7 separate regions of the Homo sapiens genome follow, and all the other regions are linked to region 5. Evidence: chromatin contacts called from ENCODE Hi-C or POLR2A ChIA-PET data. All regions are on one chromosome and are shown on one strand. The core of a region is the stretch at or near the end of the contact, and the rest is flanking DNA. Distances in the headings are between cores, read along the strand shown. Region 1 overlaps RCAN3 (RCAN family member 3). Region 2 holds the start of STMN1 (stathmin 1). Region 3 holds the start of PDIK1L (PDLIM1 interacting kinase 1 like). Region 4 holds the start of AUNIP (aurora kinase A and ninein interacting protein). Region 5 holds the start of SYF2 (SYF2 pre-mRNA splicing factor). Region 6 holds the start of RCAN3AS (RCAN3 antisense RNA). Region 7 overlaps EXTL1 (exostosin like glycosyltransferase 1).

Evidence for each region. Hi-C counts contacts between places; a loop is a spot of excess contacts on that map. ChIA-PET counts read pairs that join two places held with the same protein, here RNA polymerase II (POLR2A). Pooled maps may share reads with other maps.
Region 1: a loop to region 5 is called in a map of CD8-positive, alpha-beta T cell, with 6 times the contacts of the local background. The contact joins the enhancer-like site here to the promoter of SYF2 in region 5. A Hi-C loop is called at or near these places in 1 of 168 maps with a recorded cell type or tissue (CD8-positive, alpha-beta T cell) and 4 of 50 pooled maps. POLR2A ChIA-PET finds 5 or more read pairs at or near these places in 1 of 52 experiments (AG04450).
Region 2: a loop to region 5 is called in a map of ascending aorta, with 3 times the contacts of the local background. The contact joins the promoter of STMN1 here to the promoter of SYF2 in region 5. A Hi-C loop is called at or near these places in 1 of 168 maps with a recorded cell type or tissue (ascending aorta), 5 of 37 single-sample maps with no recorded cell type and 14 of 50 pooled maps. POLR2A ChIA-PET finds 5 or more read pairs at or near these places in 5 of 52 experiments (AG04450, CD4-positive, alpha-beta T cell, MCF 10A and 2 more).
Region 3: a pooled map shows a loop between it and region 5 (10-fold over the local background). The contact joins the promoter of PDIK1L here to the promoter of SYF2 in region 5. A Hi-C loop is called at or near these places in 4 of 168 maps with a recorded cell type or tissue (CD4-positive, alpha-beta T cell, CD4-positive, alpha-beta memory T cell, CD8-positive, alpha-beta T cell and 1 more), 3 of 37 single-sample maps with no recorded cell type and 14 of 50 pooled maps.
Region 4: a pooled map shows a loop between it and region 5 (7-fold over the local background). The contact joins the promoter of AUNIP here to the promoter of SYF2 in region 5. A Hi-C loop is called at or near these places in 8 of 50 pooled maps. POLR2A ChIA-PET finds 5 or more read pairs at or near these places in 4 of 52 experiments (CD4-positive, alpha-beta T cell, GM12878, activated CD8-positive, alpha-beta memory T cell and 1 more).
Region 6: a loop to region 5 is called in a pooled map, with 10 times the contacts of the local background. The contact joins the promoter of RCAN3AS here to the promoter of SYF2 in region 5. A Hi-C loop is called at or near these places in 1 of 168 maps with a recorded cell type or tissue (naive thymus-derived CD4-positive, alpha-beta T cell) and 7 of 50 pooled maps. POLR2A ChIA-PET finds 5 or more read pairs at or near these places in 5 of 52 experiments (CD4-positive, alpha-beta T cell, activated B cell, activated T-cell and 2 more).
Region 7: a loop to region 5 is called in a pooled map, with 9 times the contacts of the local background. The contact joins the enhancer-like site here to the promoter of SYF2 in region 5. A Hi-C loop is called at or near these places in 4 of 50 pooled maps. POLR2A ChIA-PET finds 5 or more read pairs at or near these places in 2 of 52 experiments (BJ and activated T-cell).

Annotation. Positions count from the first base shown.
Region 1 is chr1:24,535,423-24,538,122 of GRCh38, reverse strand. It overlaps RCAN3 (RCAN family member 3), which reads right to left. Exons shown (of 5, transcript NM_013441.4): 5 at 1-2,700. Among named protein-coding and RNA genes, the nearest start is that of NCMAP-DT, 19 kb to the left of the region's middle. RefSeq lists enhancers at 1,575-1,664, 1,491-2,140, 2,141-2,700. Within about 2 kb of position 1,447, at least 14 of the 41 ENCODE cell types and tissues checked have a DNase peak (open chromatin) inside an H3K27ac peak, as active enhancers do; they include CD8-positive, alpha-beta T cell, where a contact is called at or near this core.
Region 2 is chr1:25,905,081-25,907,780 of GRCh38, reverse strand. STMN1 (stathmin 1) reads left to right here and starts at 1,362. Exons shown (of 5, transcript NM_005563.4): 1 at 1,362-1,392. It overlaps MIR3917 (microRNA 3917), which reads left to right and starts at 1,327; the gene lies at 1,327-1,419. LOC105376885 (a long non-coding RNA gene) reads right to left here and starts at 1,231. Exons shown (of 2, transcript XR_947102.1): 1 at 1,135-1,231; 2 at 1-745. RefSeq lists silencers at 1,120-1,429, 1,450-1,539, 1,930-2,349, 2,129-2,423.
Region 3 is chr1:26,110,412-26,113,111 of GRCh38, reverse strand. It overlaps PDIK1L (PDLIM1 interacting kinase 1 like), which reads right to left and starts at 1,288. Exons shown (of 3, transcript NM_152835.5): 1 at 1,197-1,288. RefSeq lists enhancers at 525-634, 1,015-1,244 and silencers at 1,295-1,934, 1,995-2,274.
Region 4 is chr1:25,858,148-25,860,847 of GRCh38, reverse strand. It overlaps AUNIP (aurora kinase A and ninein interacting protein), which reads left to right and starts at 1,391. Exons shown (of 3, transcript NM_024037.3): 1 at 1,391-1,568. The coding sequence starts at 1,491. RefSeq lists silencers at 574-633, 1,234-1,493 and enhancers at 485-1,110, 984-1,213, 1,111-1,736.
Region 5 is chr1:25,231,055-25,233,754 of GRCh38, reverse strand. SYF2 (SYF2 pre-mRNA splicing factor) reads left to right here and starts at 1,253. Exons shown (of 7, transcript NM_015484.5): 1 at 1,253-1,311; 2 at 1,544-1,651. The coding sequence starts at 1,288. LOC124903881 (a long non-coding RNA gene) reads right to left here and starts at 1,166. Exons shown (of 2, transcript XR_007065555.1): 1 at 1,076-1,166. RefSeq lists enhancers at 796-1,045, 230-1,143, 1,286-1,435.
Region 6 is chr1:24,501,075-24,503,774 of GRCh38, reverse strand. It overlaps RCAN3AS (RCAN3 antisense RNA), which reads left to right and starts at 1,393. Exons shown (of 2, transcript NR_144360.1): 1 at 1,393-1,427. It overlaps RCAN3 (RCAN family member 3), which reads right to left and starts at 939. Exons shown (of 5, transcript NM_013441.4): 1 at 625-939. RefSeq lists silencers at 597-1,096, 1,378-1,550 and an enhancer at 2,154-2,253.
Region 7 is chr1:26,034,168-26,036,867 of GRCh38, reverse strand. EXTL1 (exostosin like glycosyltransferase 1) reads right to left here. Exons shown (of 11, transcript NM_004455.3): 10 at 1,864-2,032; 11 at 404-1,703. The coding sequence ends at 1,521. Among named protein-coding and RNA genes, the nearest start is that of SLC30A2, 11 kb to the left of the region's middle. RefSeq lists enhancers at 555-654, 935-1,074, 1,085-1,174, 1,185-1,254, 1,753-2,483 and silencers at 1,287-1,450, 1,395-1,694. Within about 2 kb of position 1,372, at least 29 of the 41 ENCODE cell types and tissues checked have a DNase peak (open chromatin) inside an H3K27ac peak, as active enhancers do.

The DNA.
Region 1 (2,700 bases), core at 198-2,697, 700 kb after region 5:
CTACAAAAATCTAGAACCTAAGAGCCAATGCAGCGTCGGTTCTGTGACTATCCTTGTTAAGTGTTACGGTTTTCTAATCCTTCACAAATGTTTTTTTCCCAACACAAAGCACCATTATCTTTCCTCACAATTTTCAACATAGTTTGATTCCCATGAAGAGGTTATGATTTCTAAAGAAAACATGGCTACTATACTATCAATCAGGGTTAAATCTTTTTTTTTTGAGACGGAGTTTCGCTCTTGTTGCCGAGGCTGGAGTGCGATGGCGTGATCTCGGCTCACCGCAACCTCCGTCTCCCGGTTCAGGAAATTCTCCTGCCTCAGCCTCCCAAGTAGCTGGGATTACAGGCATGTGCCACCATGCCAGGCTAATTTTGTATTTTTTAAGTAGAGACAGGATTTCACCATGTTGGTCAGGCTGGTCTTGAACTCCTGACCTCAGGTGGATCCACCCACCTTGGCCTCCCAAAGTGCTGGGATTATGGTGTGAGCCACCACACCTGGTCCTATCAGGGTTAAATCCAAGTAATAACTCAATTTCAAAAAAATTGCAGAAAAGCCTATTAAAAGAAAAAAAAAACCATGAGACTTATCTCTTGTAAATTTGTTACATGAACTAGATATTAAACAGCCAAAAAAGGACAGCGATGATAGTATCTGTTAAGATCCTGGTTCATTTCACAATATGAAAAAGTTGATGGGTACTTAGTAGCTTTTTTAAAAAAATTCATTTTATTATATTATACTAGAAAAATGAAAATATTAATACTTTCCATTCAGAAAAGCTTAAATGACTCGTCTCTAATTTTGGTTTAAAGTTTTCTTCAATTTATTCAAGGCTCTCAAAAAAAAAATAGAAAAGCACTGTAATTTGCACTGCTTGACTGTAAAATGTTTTATGTGTTAGGAATAGAATATTCTTTAATGGGCAGGCAGAGAATGAAAGCCAAGCCAAATAACAAAATCTCATGGGTTTTGATCACTTAGAAAATTACAGTGAATCAATATTACCTAAAAGGAAATTCAAAAAATTCCCAATTGTTGATAATACATGTCTCCTGGCATACAGGGTCCATCTTGCAGTAAAAAATGGGCACAATGCTGAGTTCAGAACTGCAGAGTAAATTTATTGGGTGGTTGTCGGTTAAAATGACAAATGATGATCTGAATTCAATACATTAAATTGCTGATAGAATTGCAAATTTCAACTGAATTTACATTGAGGCCTAGCAGTGGTAGTTGGCTACAACTGGAACAGTTTATCACCTCAGGGTATTTGAGGGCAAGGAAGATACAGAAAAAAAAAAAATTAGGGGTATGCAACACAGTTTAAGTGCTCAGAAATAAATTTTACCACAGTGAGAACGAAACCACAATGACATGTTACTAACACTGTGCAGACGTCATGGTTGAATGCCTGCGTTCTGTTCCTTCCTGGTGGCAGCCGCCTTGGTTCATTAGTTCTCATGTTTGCAGCTCCTTCACATGCCCCGGAGCTTCCCAAGTGTGCCACTCAAAGGAAACAGCACAGTGAGTGGAGGCCAGCAGACCCACCCGGCCCAAAACAGAGCCTTCTCAGTTATGAGACTTTTCTACAGAAGGGACTTCAAAGTCTAAACAGACCAGAGAGAGTTAAAAAGATCCTGCTGCTTCTTAGGGAAGTTCAAAGGTACATTCTGACACCTAAGTGGGAAACAATTCTGTTTTAGGAAAAGTGCCAACTGCAATCCGGGTACAAAATTTCAACAAAAAGAAAAGTAAAACTGAATGATCTCCCCCTCATTCCCTAATTCATAGAAAAATAGTAGGTGTGACTTTTGTTTCAAAGCAAGCTGAAAAATGGTTAAATGGACAATTTACAAATGGTCTTCAGAAAACCTTATCATTACCTTTTCTAGTTGAAAGTCCATGAATGACATACATAAACGTACACATCATAGCCAAAAAACTCAAGAACTAGTGGTTAACAAGATACTGGAAAAGGTGAAGGATAAAAACTGGTGAATGAAGGTAGCTGGGTGGTCTACAGGCTAGAACACGGTCACGAACGGCAGAATGCAGTAGCCACCTGCGATCCTAATCATTCAAGCTTACTGGTGATACGTCCCACTTCTAAAGTGGCCGTCCTTCCTGGGCAGCCATGTCTGGAGGGCGCCACATCAGGAATGAGGGCCTGTGCATTGCTTTGTCCCAAATTCCAGATAAGAGCAACATGTGGGTGGATCTGTGTCGTAAGACTCATCCTCAAAGTGGATTTGGCATTTCTTCCCCAAAGCTAATTGAACAAATACTTGAGAACCATGATTTCTATGAATTATTCTGTATTTCTGGTTTCTTTTCCTGCAAAAAATTTCATGTATACTGAGTAACAACCTTTGATCGATTTATTAATTAGAAGCTATTTATACCAGTAGAAAAATACCCACAAACAATTAAAATTATAAGACTATTTTTAAATTCATAAAAATGGTACTGTACTGGGTGTGACTACATTTCCAGTTTTTGGTGTCTCATGTGATACAGAATCAGGAGGACTTACATGGCTGGAGGGGAGGGGAGCTGTTTTCCTAATTTGTTACTATTTAAAAATGGTTAAGGGTGGCCACATCTTGGGGGCTTCTCCTTTAATGTAAAGTCCCTTTTGGAATATCACTTAAAATCTGGGACAGGTCAAATCAGCTGCTACTCTACACGACCGTG
Region 2 (2,700 bases), core at 113-2,612, 670 kb before region 5:
GCTTTGTGTAGTGTGCTGCTGCTTGTATGATCCAGTTTTTATTGTCTTGGGCACCCCTTAGTTGTATTTTATCTCTGGCACATCCCTGGTGACTAACTAGGCATGAGAGTCTTTCTAAATTAGGACTGTTGTTTCAGGAAGGTTGGTCACATTTGTTTCTTGATTTGGGGAGATGCAGCTCATTAATAAAATAAAGATATCTCTTCTGCTTAGTCAAGATCTCAAAGCAGGTGTCTTGGTGTATTGACCACCAACCGAGGACACGGTCTTGGTCAGAGAATGGGAGGAGGCGGGGACCATGTTCATTTCATTTATTTTTTTCCCCTTTTTGTGAGAGAAAGGGCCAGTTATTCTAAGGCACGGTCAGACCAATTTCCTTTGTGCCTTTGCTGAGGTTCTGAGCTATCCAGGTCAGGGAGAACAGTGACCTTGTGGCTCCTTTTTCGATTTTTAAAAAGAACCCAGTGCTGCTCTGGGGAGCACGTGCTCTGAGAACAAAAGCAACACTTAACTGCAATCTGTGTAGTCTAGAACGGCTATTGCTCTTCCTCCCCTATCATCCGCAGAAGGCTTGGAAGAACAGATGGAGTCTGCATTTAAGCTGAGTGGCTTTGTTAGACCAAAGGCGATCAAATTCCAGAGCCCCACGCTTTCCCGCACAGGTCCCTGGTCACCGGCTCGGGAACCTGAGGATGCTGGCAAGAACGCACACAGTGAGGGAAGGGCCACGCCCGCGACCTGTGGGCTGAGTGGATTAGAAATTACGATGATGTCACAATATGGGTGACACGCCGGTGTCGGTGTAGGGTGCCGGGGGCAGGGGGCCCTGCAGGGGCGTGGAGTGGCATTGTGCTGTCACAGGGGCTCGGGCGTCTTAGGCACCCATGTGGGTGGCGCACTAGAAGGGGCACTGCTCTGTCCGAGTGCTGCCCTTGGGGCGAGGCGGGCATGTGGCTCTACAAGGTGGAGTCCAGGCGGCCAAAGTTTGGAAAGGTAGGGAAGGACCCCCCCGCCCTCCGCCTGCTCCGCCCTGCCCTTGTTCTCGAGAATGGGGAGCTGGTTCGGACCTAGTCCGGGGTCCACTGCCACGCCCTCTTCCACGGCGAGACCACCCCCCTAGTCCCAGGCCCACACCTGGGGATGCTCCCCAGGCGCCCTGCAACCCCCGGCATTGTCCTCCTGCCCTCCGGGACAGGACTACACTTCCCGAGGTGCTTCGGGGTCCCGGGGGGCGGCGCTCCACGCGGGTTGTGGGGGGCGGGGGCGGCACGTGCCGCCGCTCTCGGCCAATGCGGAGCCCCGCGCGGAGGTCACGTGCCTCTGTTTGGCGCTTTTGTGCGCGCCCGGGTCTGTTGGTGCTCAGAGTGTGGTCAGGCGGCTCGGACTGAGCAGGTGGGTGCGGGGCTCGGAGGAGGCGGCGGCTGGCTGAGGCCAGCAAGAGGGACGCGGTCGGCGGGAGGGGCTGGGCCGTGGCAGCGACCCCCTGCTGCAGGGCGGCGGGCGGGGCTGCGGGCCTCGGAGGGGTTGGTGGGCGGGGGTCGCTCCGCTTTGTGTGTGGCTCGGGCGGAGCCTCGCCTTTGTCCCCGCTCTCCGGGGGCGCGGCTGTTCGTGGGCAGGGGGCTGGGCGATCACCGGGCGTCCGCTCCGGGGTGCCGTCGAGGAGACAATAGGGGGCGTGGGCCCTCGTTTACCTCCCTCCCTCCCTCCCTTCCCTGCGGGCCCCGCCGGGTTCCCCATTGTCTGAAGGGACGGGGCGGTGCCCCAGGGACCAGCGGCTTTAGGACCAAACTGCGGGCAGCCAGGGCCGCGACCCTCCCTGCGACCGTCCCCTGGCGACCGCAGCTGGTGATTGAGGGGCGGCGCTCCCGGGCCCCACGAGGGTTCTTCTGTCTTCGCGGCCGGACGCGCGGACAGCGTGGGTGGCGGCAGGTTGGGCATGGGGACGGCGGGAGGCGGTGGCGAGCTCACCGCGGGACCACCCGGGGGCCTGTTCCCGGGGCCTGCCCCACCCGCTGAACTGTGAAGGGGGTGGTGGCGGCGGCCTGGAGGTGTTTTTGGCGGGAGTTGGGGGGGGCGTCCGCGCAGGGGGAGTCAGGCAGGGGCGGAGTTACCCGGATTGGACCGTTAGCCCCGCCCACCCCTCCCCTTCCCACGCGCGCGGGCTCCGGGGTGTTGAGTTCGGGGAGATTCGAAAAGGCGCGGGGAGGAAGGGGGCGGGGCCAGGGGCCGGAGCGCAAGGCGTGCTCTGATTGGCCGGGGGCGACCGGTCCTCTTTTCCTCGCCCGGACCAGGGCCACGCCCATCCTGGGTCCGGTGCTGCGTCTAATTCTCTGCTTTTCTTAAATCTTGTCGCTGCCTCTGATTTTAATTCCTAGCTTTTGGGAACCTGTCATCCTACGTTTTTGGTACTAGCTGGCGTCTACAAAAGTCATAATGTTAAAAAGATCAACAAGAGATACAGCATTTTTCATGACATAACGGCAGCAAATATAAGTCAAAATCTAGAGGTTCATAAACATTTTGCTTGCTGTTGGGCAAGGAAGCTTAAACCTGAGGGACAATAGGAGTTCAACATTATTGGTTACTATTAGCTTGGGCGTTTTCTTATCCACCACGTCAGACACAGACAAAGCAGGGGTGGGTATTTCATTTGCACAATGAGTTGTAGGCAGTATTAAGATGGCTCCGGGGGCACTGTTG
Region 3 (2,700 bases), core at 39-2,538, 880 kb before region 5:
TGTTTCCTTTTTCCTAGTCATAAGACAGCTGGAGTAAACAATATCTATTTAGTTCTAGGTCATTTTTGCCAACAAAGATCCTGCATATCAAGGGGCTCTCTGACAGAGTTCTTGGGAATTCAACTTACTGAACGGTTTAAAGGCGAGGGCAAAGGCCCTGCACAGAAATGCTCATGTGTTGAATGGAGAAAGTCTAAAGTGGGCTTCCTCAGCGCCCAAAGAATTTCTAGATTATAACCAACTTCATGAACGAATTCTCATTTGTAGATTGTGACCACGGGCTAGAAAAGTAACCTGAGATTGTACAATATTTATTCTGTACAGCTGGGGAAGCAAAAGGCTACTGACCCTAGAGCCTGAGAAGTTGGGATCCACTGCTTTAAGTCTACAGGATAGATTTAATAAAAAGAAATGACTTCTGAGATTGTGTTCAGTCCCACTTCCTCTAACTGGACACCCACCCTTCAAATCGCTACTGAATTTCCTAGTGTCTAATTTCCTGCCACAGAATCCTCTGCGCCGGCTGCACAGCAGACGAGCTTTCCTGCTCTACGGGGATCGCCAATCACATCCACTCAAGGTGGTTCGTGTCTCTGAAGCAGTGCCATGTCCTCTCCAGCCTGGTACAGTCCCCATGGGGAAGAGCACCTTCCTGAATAGGGAGGAGAGAGGTGTTTATGAAACCCGTGGGATCCCGGATCCAATGATGCATCCGATGCGAACCTAAGTGACTTTCGACCGAAAGTGGCGGGCCCTCGCTCCCGCTGCTCTAACCAGGCGCTGGGACGCGAGCCGGCCAGGCCAGACACCTGCCGGCGCCCGGGAAGGGCCAGTCGCGGCCAGAGGTGTTGCCCGACGCGGCGGCTCAGGCCGCGCTCATTGGCCAAGTGTCAGGCCCTCCCCCTCCTCGGCCGTGCTCAGATGAAGCCCGGAGGGGAGCCTCCTGAGCCCCTTCGCTCTGAGGAGCCAGCCCTGCAGTTGCCTCAACTCCTCGGGGCTGGGGGCTGAGGGCCGGGGGGAGGTGGCCCCGGTATGAGAGGAGGCCGCGACTGGGGTCGGTGGCCTGAGGAGCGCAGGGCCTTCCCCAGGATGACTCCGCTGACACGTCTGTGACAAGCCTCCCAGGGAGGGAGGCACATGCAGGGCCATCGGCTCTGCAGCAAGACCTCTCCGCCACGCCGAAAGGCCAGATTTACCTCAGGGTAGACGCTGCCGCTTCTCCCTCTCATGGGCTCTGCAGGCCGCCATTATCGGGCAGCTCGCGCCTCCGCTGCCGCCGCCTCCAGTCAGCAGCCGGCGCGCGCCCCCGTGGTGCGCGCGGACACACCCCCTTACGCCGACGGCCCCGCCCCCCTCCGGCTTTCCGTAGCGCGAGCCGGGACGTTCCGCGCCACCGACGAGGCGCGCGGCCGGCGCTCCGCTCGCCTCCTCCCTCTCTCGAGGATTTGCAGAGCCGGGAGTCGTCGGAGGTGTGCGCGCTCCGGAGCGCACCACTGGTGCTGCTCCCCGCAGGGGTGGCCGGGCTCGGGAACCGCGAGGCCACGCCACGCCGGGGCTCGGCCACCCTCCAGCCGCAGCGGGCGCTCAGGGCCCGCGGCCCCGGGGACCGTCTGCAGCGGCAGGTCCGGGCCTGGGGCTGCGCGCGCCCGGCCGCGGCCTCCCCTCCCTCTACCCGCCCCCTTCCGACCTACCGAGCTGCGGGCTGGGGTGCGGGGCTCGCTGGGGTGGAACGCCCGGTGCATCTTCCGCGCGGGTCTCGGGTGCCTGCGGGGCGCGGTGCTCTTTGGCGGGCCTGCGGGGAGGTGCGGCCCGACCAAGGAGGCCTGGCGTCCGCCCCGCCGGGAGGGAGACTGCAGCTTTTCTCCGAGTCACTGAGCCATGTTTGCGGGCGGTGCAGTTGCGGAGACGGCGGCGGCGGCGGCGGCGCGGGGCTGGGTGCGATCATCTGGGAGGATGCCGTCCCCTGCCCCGCCGGCGCGGTGGTATCTCCCTTAAAGAGGCCGGCGCCTCATTGTTCCCCGGCTGCGGCCGCAGGGAGCCAGGGCCACCTCCTCGGCGTGGGGAGTGAGGGCGCGGAGGCGCCTGCACCTGGCTGCGGTGCCCACGGCGCCCCCCCGCGAGGCTCCTGGTGGAGGGTTGGTCTGCAGTCGGCGCAGGGGAGAGGCCTTGGTCCGAGCCAGGATCCACCGCGCTCCTGCCGCTCTCGGGGCTGGACAGTCAATGGGGTCCCCGCCGCTGCTGCAGTCGCTCGGCTGCCACACGCTGTTAGTCAGATCCCGCACGCTGTTGGCCCCACAGCCAGCCCGGGGTCACTTAGGACCGCATTCCTCAGTCATCCAGTTGTTAGATCAGTAAGCATCCGCCAGAAAAGTCCATTCCTTCTTACTCGATTTATTCTGCACCCATTACTTCTCAGCAGGGTGATGATTCCTCCTCCCAGCGCTCGCTCTGTAAGGCACGATGTACAAAAAATCCCTGTCGCTGTGCTCAAAGATCAACTCATTTTATTTTCTGTCCTTTATGCCCCTTCTCCCGAGAGTCTGGCACTGGGTTAGGTCTTTATATAAATGATCTTGCTTAATCCTAACCAAACCCCACAAGAGTAGGTTTTATTATCCTGTTTTTACAGGTGAGGAAACACCTCTGCCTCTTCTCACTGAAGTGTCTGTTTTGGGATGTGTCTACCTTGAATACCCATTC
Region 4 (2,700 bases), core at 142-2,641, 630 kb before region 5:
TCACGCTTGTAATCCCAGCACTTTGGGAGGCTGAGGCAGGCATATCACCTGAGGGCAGGAAGTTGAGACCAGTCTGGCCAACATGGCGAAAACCCATCTCTACTAAAAATACAAAAATTAGCCAGGCGTGGTGGCACACACCTGTAGTCCCAGCTACTTGGGAGGCTGAGGTGGCAGGATCGCTTGAGCCCAAGAGGTTGAGGCTGCAGTGAGCTGAGACTGTGCCACTGTACCCGAGCCTGGGTGACAAAGCGAGATGGCTCTGTCCACCATGAAGACAGGCTCTGGCTGCAGAGATGGTTGAGGTTCCTGGCTGACCTGCTGCAGACTGGGCAAGAGGTGGCTGAGCTTCTATCCTCCCTCCACCAAAAAAAAAAAATTACAAAATTTTTGGCCGGGCGCGGTGGCTCATGCCTGTAATCCCAGCACTTTGGGAGGCTGAGGCAGGCGTATCACGAGGTCAGGAGTTCGAGACCAGCCTGGCCAATGGTGAAACCCCGTCTCTACTAAAAATACAAAAATTAGCTGGGTGTGGTGGCGTGCGCCTGTACTTCCAGCTACTAGGGAGGCTGAGACAGAAGAACCGCTTGAACCCAGGAGGCGGGGCTGCAGTGAGCCGAGATAGCGCCACTGCACTCCAGCCTGGGCGACAGTGAGACTCCGTCTCAAAAAAAAATTTTTTTTACATATACAATATGTAAACATTACGTATAATGTACATATATTCCATCTATGGAGATTGTGGTTAGGGACGGAAGGATGGGTGGGGGTGCCAACATTTTTGCATTTCCAAGGGGTTTTCTGAATTCACAAAGTACTTTCACAACCTCATTTGATCCTCTTTAAAATCCAAGGCACAGTAAACGGTGAAAGCAGGACTGAAATCTAGTTCCTGACCCCAAATTTTAACCTCTTCAAAATCCTCTCCCATGTGGCTTCGTAGTTACGCTTACATTAAAAAAAAAAAATTACCAAAGTTGTTCGCACACTCGAGTGTCTGGTAACCACTTAGGTCGAGGACCCCTGGTCTGGAGTCGACGGGCCTGATCTCGGCTCAGCCACTTCCTTCTGGGGGTGATCGCGAAGATTCAGCGATGACACGAACAAATTCCTAAGCCCGGGAAATACTGTAAGAAATTTTCAATACAGCAAAAAGAAAATGTACATTTCTGAGGCTGTCGAGAACCGTTCACACAGCAGCTTCCGAATCCGCTCTTGAAAGAGCGGATCAGAAAGAACACGCACTCCTCCGCGCAGGGAAATATGCCGCACGCACTCAAGGGACCGGCCGCGAAAGTTAGTGCGTGGGCGGGGCACAGCGAAGGGGGCCAGGGCCTTGCCGGGGCGGGGCTGGCGCCCGGGGCGGTCGCGACGTAGCCCCGCCCCCAGCGTTGGCGCGAGATCCGAACGTCGGCGGCCGCGGTTCTGGCGTTCCCTGAGGCGCCGGGAGCCTGCGCCGGCGTCCTGCCGGCTTCGTCTCCTCAGCGGCCATGAGGCGGACAGGCCCCGAGGAGGAGGCCTGCGGCGTGTGGCTGGACGCGGCGGCGCTGAAGAGGCGGAAAGTGCAGGTGGGACGCTGGGGGATGAGAGGGCGTTGGGAACCAGGTAGGGCCTGGAGGCGTAAGACGGGAGGAGTTTGGGGGACACCTGGAGATGATGAAAGCGAAGTCGGGGACAGAGAAGGGAACAGCGTTGGGGATTCACAGGCGAGAGGGATTGTGGTCTGAAGAAGGTTGAAAAACGGGGCTTGGGGAGGATGGGAGGGACGGAAGGAAAGAGCGTGCTGTTGGGGGGTCTGGAGGAGCGGTGCGCAGGGAGGGGCGGCGAAGGTTCAGGTGTGGGAGAGGCGGAGGGAAAGTTCGCTCGGAGCAGTTGAACTGACCAGGCTCCCTAGGAGGCCACAGTCCCTGCGAGACGTCCTAGTAGAGGCTGGAGCATTGGGAGATGGATGCGAATGCAAATTGGGGAAATTCTCACCCCGGGGTCTGTTTCCACCCAATTTGCCAAGTTGCAGGCCAACTACCTGCCCAGAACCGGTAACTTTGAGGGGAAAAGTAGAAGCTATGGGAAGGGGAGCTGGCCTCCTATGTACTGAGCAGTCACTGGGTGCCGGATACTGCATTAGATACTGAATATGCGTTATATGTGTCGTCATTCTTGCTGGGAATGAGGAAACTGAGGTTCAGTAACTAACCTAGGCCCGCCTAACTAGAAGGAGCTGGAAATCACATTCAGGTCTGTCACCTAGGCAAGATGCTCTTCAGTCACTGTAAAGAAACAAAAGTGCGACATAATAATCATTCATGTTTATTGAGCATTTTATGCTGGTGCTAAGTGTTTTAGGTATGTTACCTTGTTTGGTACAATTCTATATGGTAGATAGTGTAATGATACCCATTTTACATACGGAAAACAGGCTCAAAACAGACACTAGGGGCAAGATTCTTGCTCTCAGGTTGCTCACAGTCTTATAGGGAAGAAAAGAGGTGTATAAATAATAACAACAATACCTAACCTTTATTGAGTGCTTTCTATGTGTCAGGCATTTTGCCGAGACTTTATACACTTTATCAATGGCAGGTACTCACCAAAATTCAGTAAAGTAGATTTTGTCATTATCCTGGTTTTATAGATAAGAAATTTGATCATTTTATTATTATTATTTATTATTATTATTTTTTGAGATGGAGTCTTGCTCTG
Region 5 (2,700 bases), core at 4-2,503:
GTCTCAAAACAAAAAAACAAAAAAAAATTACTTTTATTTTTTAATTTAGAGACTGATTCTTACTTTGTTGTCCAGGCTGGTCTTGAACTCCTGGGCTCAAGCAATCCTCCCGCCTCCGCCCCGCAATGTGCTGGGATTGCAGCCATGAACCACCACACCAGGCCAAGGGCAAGACCTGCTTCTTGGAGAAAGTGACAACACCTTAAGCTCTAAATGGAAAGAACTTTCCACTCATGGGAATGAATGGCACTGCAGGTTTTTCCTGCTTACTGCAGACAAAACCAATTCACTGAAAAGTGCTACTGCAGTATACAGTTGTATTAACCTGAGGCTGGCCTCAGGGAAGAAGGGTTACCACTCAAGTAAGTTTTCCTGAAGGGTCAGCTCAGAGGTTAGGGTATTTCATAGTTTGGTGTGGGCAGGGCACTAGGGAATGGATGCTGCTGATTGGTTGGAGATGCAATCACAGGGGTGTGGACTACACTCCTCAACAGCTGAGTCCGCCTCTTGGGGGAGGAGTGGGACAGAAGAAGCGGTTGGGTCATGGGTCACGAGTCTGGGTGGGGTCAGTTAGTTGCCAGAATGCGAAAGTCTGAAAAATGCCTCAAAAGACCAATCTTAGGTGCTACGATAACGTTATCTACAGGAATAATTGGGGAAGTTACACATCCGATGTCCTCCGAAACAATGGCTGGTTATCGTTTACTACATTTTAGCAGAATTCTCCCCTCATAATCCTAACCTCCCGGTCTTTCATTAGTTTTATAAAGGCAGTTTCAGCCCCCAAACAAGGAGGGGCCCTGTTTAAGGAAGGGACTATGATCATCCTTGCTTAAAAGTTAAACTATAAATTCTCCCATGGTTAGCTTGGTTTATGCCCAGGAATGAGCGAAGACAGCCGGCCTGCGAGGCTAGAAGCAAGATGGAGTGAGCCATGTTAGATTTCTCTCACTGTCTTTGCAAAGGCGGTTTCCAGGAACAGCGTGCAGAATAGGGGGCTATCAGGCTCCTTTTGGTCATTTCTTCCTAGCCGTCCGATTCTGAGCTCTTCCCAACCCTTTTCTTGGCGACTTACCTCCCGCTGTCCTGGCCCACGCTACTTTTCGCGGCTGCGCAAGACCCTACGCAATCCAAAATATTTCATAGCTAAAAGGGTCCCAACTTCCGGAGACCTCCCGGAAGGGGCGGGGCTTATGGTAGCCCATTCGTACGTATCGGCCCGTTTGTCTGAAGGTTGACGGAAGTGCTCTATCTTGTTGCCGGAAGTGGGAAGAGAGAAAGGTTGTGATGGCGGCTATAGCTGCATCCGAGGTGAGTTCCACCCACCGTACACCGGGGGTTTTGTTGGTGAGGGTTCCGGGGAGCGGCCTGGAGAGAGGTGGAGGCGAAGTCTAGTTTCGCTTCAGGGAGGCTCAGACACTGTGGGGTCAAGTCGGCGGTGGAGGCCCTAGGCCCAGCCTGTGGGGACCGGCGGGGACTCGGCCTGGGCAGTCCTGGGAGAAGCTGAGCCGGCTCTGCCTGAAGCCAGTTCTCCTTGTCGCAGGTGCTGGTGGACAGCGCGGAGGAGGGGTCCCTCGCTGCGGCGGCGGAGCTGGCCGCTCAGAAGCGCGAACAGAGACTGCGCAAATTCCGGGAGCTGCACCTGATGCGGGTGAGTAGTCTTGGAGGCCGGCTTAGATCCGTCATCTGGCCAAGCCTGTGCGCTTTTGTAGAGGGGACGAGGAAGCCACACCACTGCGTCTGACAGACCAACAGAGCAGGATCATCTGAGAGGAAAGCTCTGTTCGGTGGTACTCAACCCTGGCAGCACATTGGGATCATTCTGAGAACATTTGAAAATATAACTGTTCACTCCAGCCCCTCTCCCACCCACATCCAATTTAATGTATCTGGGTTAGGTTTGGGAGTCTCCATTACTAACAACCTCCCTGCTCCGTGATTCCAACAAATTCTTCATTTTACCTAGGGAAATATGTAGAGCTAGAGACAGGAAGAAACTTGTCTAGTGTCAGTAAGAGACCTGGTTCACTTTAAAAAATAATAATCTTCTGTCAGAATCTGTTTGAGTGAAAAGAAAATAATCATCTGTTTTTGGGACTTCTGGGGGAAAAGAATAAAAAGAAAATAAAAAAAATGGCAAACTTTTGAAAGTCTACAGTGTGGTAGTTCAGCCAGTTGATAGGGAATCTGATGTTTAAGTGCCCTGGAGGTGCAGAGGAGGAGAGAGGAATGCAGTTTGTGGGTCTCCAGGGGGTGCCTCATGTAGTAGGTGACACCTAAACTACTGTTTGAAAGCCAGACAACTAAAGGAGTTAGAGAAAGAGATATCCAAGCAAAGGGAACAAATTCAAAGAAAGAGAATTTGTATTAGGGATAAGAGTCCAGCAAATAGCTTGCTGCAGTTGGAGCAGAGAAAGAGAAAAGCAGCCCCTGTTTCACCATGGAGTGACCTGACAGCTAGGCCATGGTTTCACAAAATCCCAAAATCACTCTGACTGTTGTAGTGAGACAAAACAAAGAAGACTTTTCAAATTACAAGAATGACCACATATTTCTTTCTTCTGACTAACACCAGTGACTGTTATTAACAAATACAGCATTAGTCTCACTCCGTTACTTCTGCCTCCTATATAAAAATGTAAGATACTGGGCCGGGTGCGGTGGCTCACGCCTGTAATCCCAGCACTTTGGGAGGCCGAG
Region 6 (2,700 bases), core at 144-2,643, 730 kb after region 5:
TAAATAATCCTTGTTTGTATCTGAAACACGGATCTGGATTGCTTCCTACACTAGAATCCTAATCTCTAAAGGAGATGATCAGATTTTGCACGGAAGCTAGAAGAATCAACCTGGAACAGATCACTCCTGCCCTACCTGTCCAGGCGGCGGACAGAAGCAGACAGACAAGTTTCAAGAAGTTAGGGAGTCACTAATGCGATGGTGATCCACGCACCGTGGGGGAAGCGGGGCAAGGGAGAAAGACAGGGGGCTTCCACCTTCCAGGCGCCCCTACACCGCTCCTGCCTTCACAGGCAGGCTGGGCCTGTCGGCTTTTCAAAAGGTCAAACACACTTGGTGGGAGAAAATCGTTGGTGGAGAAGACAAAACATTTTTGTTTTGTTTTCCGGGACACCACCCTCGAGGCTGCCAGACTAGACCCCGCGCGCGAGAAGGGTGCGGCGGGAGGCGAGGTCGCGGGAGGCGAGGTCGCGCGCGGTAGCATCTCCCGGTCCCGCGGCTCGGAGTGCCCACCCCTCCCGGACTTCTCGGGGCGGCTTTTTTTTTTTTTTTTTTTTTTTTAACTTTTCATGCACCACCCCCCCCACCCGCCCCGCCCCGCCCCGCCCCGCGCTGGGTGCAAACCTGCTGGAGAGGCCGGGCGCCGTGGGGCCTCACCTGCACGCCCCGCCGCCGCAGGACGGGAGCCGGGAGGGCAGCGGACGGGCCCGGGCTGCCCGACGGGGCTGCGGGGAGCCGGACGGCGCGAGCTGCGGGGCCTCTGGGAGCCTGGTGGGCGGCGGGCGGGGCCGAAGGCAGAGCCGGGAGCCGCCTGCAGCAGCAGCCTCGCCGCCACGCCCTCGACGCCGGCGAGAGCGGCCCCCTGGGCTGGGACTAGGGCGGTGTCCCGGCTGAGCTAGGCTGCCGGCGCCGCGCGCCCGCCTCGTCCCCTCCTGTTCTGGCAGGGCGCGCGCACGGCGGCGCAGGCGCCAGAGCCCAGGACAAGGCGGGGACCCGGGCGGGGACCGGGGCGGGGGCGCGCGGGGGCCGGGGTGGGGGTGTCTCGCCGCGCGCGCCCTCCTCCCGCTCCTCCGGGTTCCTGGTCCCCAGCCTGTGGGGGGCTTGGGCTGTAGCGCTGGGGCGGGGGCTTTAGATCACCCCGAAAACAGGACCTCTGGCGACCTTCTCGTTTTCCACCGGGAGCGGAGAGAGCCGATCTCCTTTTCCTGCTAGCCCCGTAGGACAGTCCCCGGAGCAGCTCATAGGAATATGACGAACGTTTACTCAGGGCTGGTTACTATGTACACTGCGCCCCGCGCGCGGCGAGTTTACCTCGGTTCACCTCCCGGCAACCGGCGGCCCGGATATTATCAGATGCTGTGGGCTTCCCGGCGCCTCATTGCCCGAGGAGAGGCGGCCGCAGGTAGCTGAGCTGGAGCTAGCACAAGGTGTGGGACGGCACAGGCTGGGTCCCGCCCTGGCGGGTACAACCCTCTTCCCCTTACCCACTCCTTCCCCTCCCCTCCCATCCCCTCCCCTCCTCTCCTCCCCACTCGTGCTCTTCTCCCTCCTCCCGCTCTCCCTCCTCCTCTTACTCCTCTTCACCCTATGCCCTATCTACCGTTGTCATACAATCCACATGTTTAATGCTTTCTTTTTCGTGTAAAAACCCTTCCACGCAGTCTTGCTTGTCTCCGACGCCTTAGGAGACCATGGGACATGATTACAACTATTACGCAAAGGGAAGAGCCGGGGTCTAAGCTGTTGAGCGAGTTTCAGTGATAGGACCGAGGCTTACATTGGCAGGTATTATTACCACCAATAACAACTATGATGACAAAGCTCCTGAGCCCAACTTGGAAGGCAGCTGGTGTCTCTTCCCTTAGCCGGCAGAGAAGGAAGCAGGGTCACACAGCAGGGAAAATAACTGGGCTCATCTCCCACCTACAAGGACGCGCAGTCACGCAGTGGTGCGCACCCGTAGTCCCAGCTAACTCAGGAGGCAGAGGTGGGAGGATCGGTTGAGGCCAGGAGTCTGAGACCAGCCTGGACAGCATAGCAAGACTCCGTCTCAAAAAAAAAAAAAAAAAGGAATGTGCAGTTAGAAGAAAATCAGCTCTCATTACCCACTCAAGACCTTTCAGAGGCAAAGTGAGGCACAGTGAAGCTTAACATCAAAGGCACTCAGCGCCTGCATCATGGGGCAGGAAGATGGACTAAAATGTGTACAGCACATCTAATCCCTGTTAGATGTAAACTAAGAAATCAGGGTTGGATTATGACCCCAAGGGCTCCCCAGCAGTTGAGCCCAGCATAGTCACCGAGGTATGTCCAGCAGATCGCCCCTCCTACTTCCTGCTTGCTGCTTCTGTGGTTCCTGCTGCCTCCAACCGTGCTGCTCCTGCTCCCCATCTTGTCTTAAACTAAGTTCTTCACTTTCATTCGTTTAACTAATATTGATGGCAAGCTGCTTCTTTTGTCAAGGTCACTCTAAGGACTATAGTAATTATTTTTTCTCTAAATTCCTCTAACACAGCAACTTTTGCAAAAATTGAGGGTTGTTTTTTTTTTTTTTTTTGGTGTTTTTTTGTTTGTTTTGAGATGGGTCTGCTCTGTTGCCTAGGTTGGAGTGCAGTGGCACAATCATAGCCTCAACCATCCAGGCTCAAGTGATCCTCCCATCTCAGCCTCCTGAGTAGTTGGGACTACAGGCACATGCCA
Region 7 (2,700 bases), core at 123-2,622, 800 kb before region 5:
CACCCTCAGTTCTTGACTCCGGGCCGGACTGCCTCTCCCCCACCTCTTTAATTTCCAGTCCGCCCTGTACCTCAAGCATCTCACAGCACCACGCCTCCCAAGGGTAACCCACTCTGCCACTCAGCTGTGACTGGCTCTAGGGAGGACCTGAGTCATCCAGGGGCCCGCCGAGGTCAAGCTGGGGGGTGGGGGTGGAAGGCCTTGGAGAGGCCTAAGGGGACAGTATGTTCCTGCCAGTGAGACAGTCACGGGAGTTTCCAGAGCTGCCAGGCCATCAAAGCAGGAAAACACCTGACACCCTGGACCTGGGCTGGACCCACCACCCTCACCCTCTGGAGTCGCACGCGCTCCCAGGCGAGCCCTGAGCCCTGAGCCCCTCCCTCGAGCAGCTGCTGTAAGGGTATTTATAGCCTGGAGCGTGAGGGGGCAAGGACACGCGCTTTATTTCGGAAGTGATAATTCCAGCTCCAGGTGGGTGAACCCCGGAGGACCTAGTGTCCCCCCCCAACTCCATTCTCACCTATACCGCTCGGGACAGTCCCTGCTCGCGCCCAGCCCACCTAGAAACAGTCCCTTCTTGCTGAGTTCCAAGTGTGCAGGCGAAAGAGATGGGGCTGTTCTTCAGATTTCTCTTCCCAGCTTTCAGCCCCCGAGCTGCCCACAGCGCTCACCCTCCACATCCCGGCCGCCCTCTGGACATGCGGGTGAAGAGTGCGGCGCGACGCTGACCTCTAGTGGTCGGCCTTGGTAGTGCAGGGCAGACGGCCGAGGCTGAGCCGCGGGCCGTGCGGGGACAGGCCACTTGTTCCCATCCCGCTTTCCTCGCCCCACTCCTCGTTTACCCGCACCCCTCTGCTCCTTGGTTGAGGCTCAAGGATTGAGCCTGACAACCCAGGCGTCTTTGGGTAGTTGCCTTCCCGGGACTAGGAACCCTAGGAATGGGTGGCGGGGTGGGGCGGGGACAGTTCTGTCTCTCCGCTCACCCTGTCCCGCCGCCGCCCTCATAGGGCCAGGCACGCAGTTAATGTCTGCCATCCATCTATTCGTCAAATATTTGCGGCACACCTGCCTAGCCAGAGAGAAAAGGACACGACACGACCCGCCCCCCGGGGCTCGCAAGCCAGTCCTGGGGCCTGACCGTGCGGGAACCGCGGCAAACACTGGACTGCGAAAGCGCAAAGGAGACCGAACCCATTGGGGGCGGAGGGGGAGGAGGGCCAGGCAAGTCCCTGGAGGAGACAATGCTCTGAAAGACGAGCAGAAGTTAGCTGGGTGGAGAAGCGGAGAGCGGCGCTCCGGTCGCGGGGCTCAGCCTCCGCAGAGGCTCCGCGGCTGAGGGCGAGCAGGAGAAGGTAAGGCCACGCCCCCCTGTTGTGATTGGCCAACCGGGGTCCGACGTGTGGGCCCGCTGGCTGACATGATAGGTTCTCCGGTGTCCCAAGAGCGGAGCCCGCCGGCAGGCGCCGGGCCCCCTGGGAGCTGGGCTGCGACCTCTGCTGGGGTCTCCGCGGGTCGCCCCCCTAGGGCTTCTCCAGGCTGCGGTACTTCTTGCGCTGCACGGACACCGGGTCCTTAAACAGCACCGGGTCCAGACGCAGACGAGAGGACAGCAAGGGCATGTGGCCGAACGCTGCCGCTATCTGGTTGATGCAGTCGGGGGCTGGGGCAGGCGGCTTTGGCCTGGGCCCCGGGCCCCCAGGCGCCTAAGAGGGAAAGAAGCAATGCATTAACGGGCTTCTCTGCCCTTCCGAACTCCCCACGCCCGTGCAGCAAGAAAGACTGGAATTAGACAGTGAGAGGGAATCCTCTCCGGCATCCCCGCCCAATCCCTGCCAGTTCCGACCAATCCCCCTCAGCCCTCACCAGTGGAGCAGCCTCCTGGCGCTGCTTGCCATAGGGCACCTTGATAGGGGGCAGCTTGGTGACTGCTGCTACTATGAAATTCATCAGGACGTCCACACAGGTGGGTGCCTCATCTGCCAGGGTCCTCAGAGCCTTGGGCAGGGAGTGGGTGAAGAGAGTGTGGTAATACCTGGGCAAGAGGAAAAGACAGGGAGAGGCTGCAGCCAAATCCATCCCCAGGCCCCATTCTCCTCCCTCCTGACCTCACCTCTCCCTTTGACCCCCATCCCCAAGCCTCTGAGCCCTGGCTGCCTCAGAGAGCTCCCATCCCTGGCGTGAACAGCTCTCCATTGTGCTGTGCCCCGTGGCTTATCTGCAGTTAGTGGTGTGTTCCCTGCCCTCTCCCTCACAGCTCCTTGGGCCCCCCATCCTTGGGCTCTGAGCGCTGAACTCAGAGCCAGAATTAGATGGGTTTGGATCAGCTGGTTTCAAAGCCATCAAACATGGAAGCCCAAAGAACAGTTGTGGATGAACCAGGCTGATACCGCTCCGGGTGAGCTCACTTCACACGGCCCTCAGACAGGCCAGCCTCATCTCGCAGACATTAGGTAATTCTTCACTCTACTGAGAATTCCCTGCAGAGCTCCTGAGTAATCTATAAGAGGTTCCACGTTATGCATATTTGATTTAAACATGTTTAAGGAACCCCTCTAAAGAGGTCTTACAGAATTCAGTCTCTGCCCTAAGACCGGAGCACTTCAGGCAGCTTCTGGAAGGTCTGGGATGTTCCCCAACTCATAACATCCACATTCATAAAGCATCAGGACTATTTTCTTGTCACCCCACCACCAGCAAACC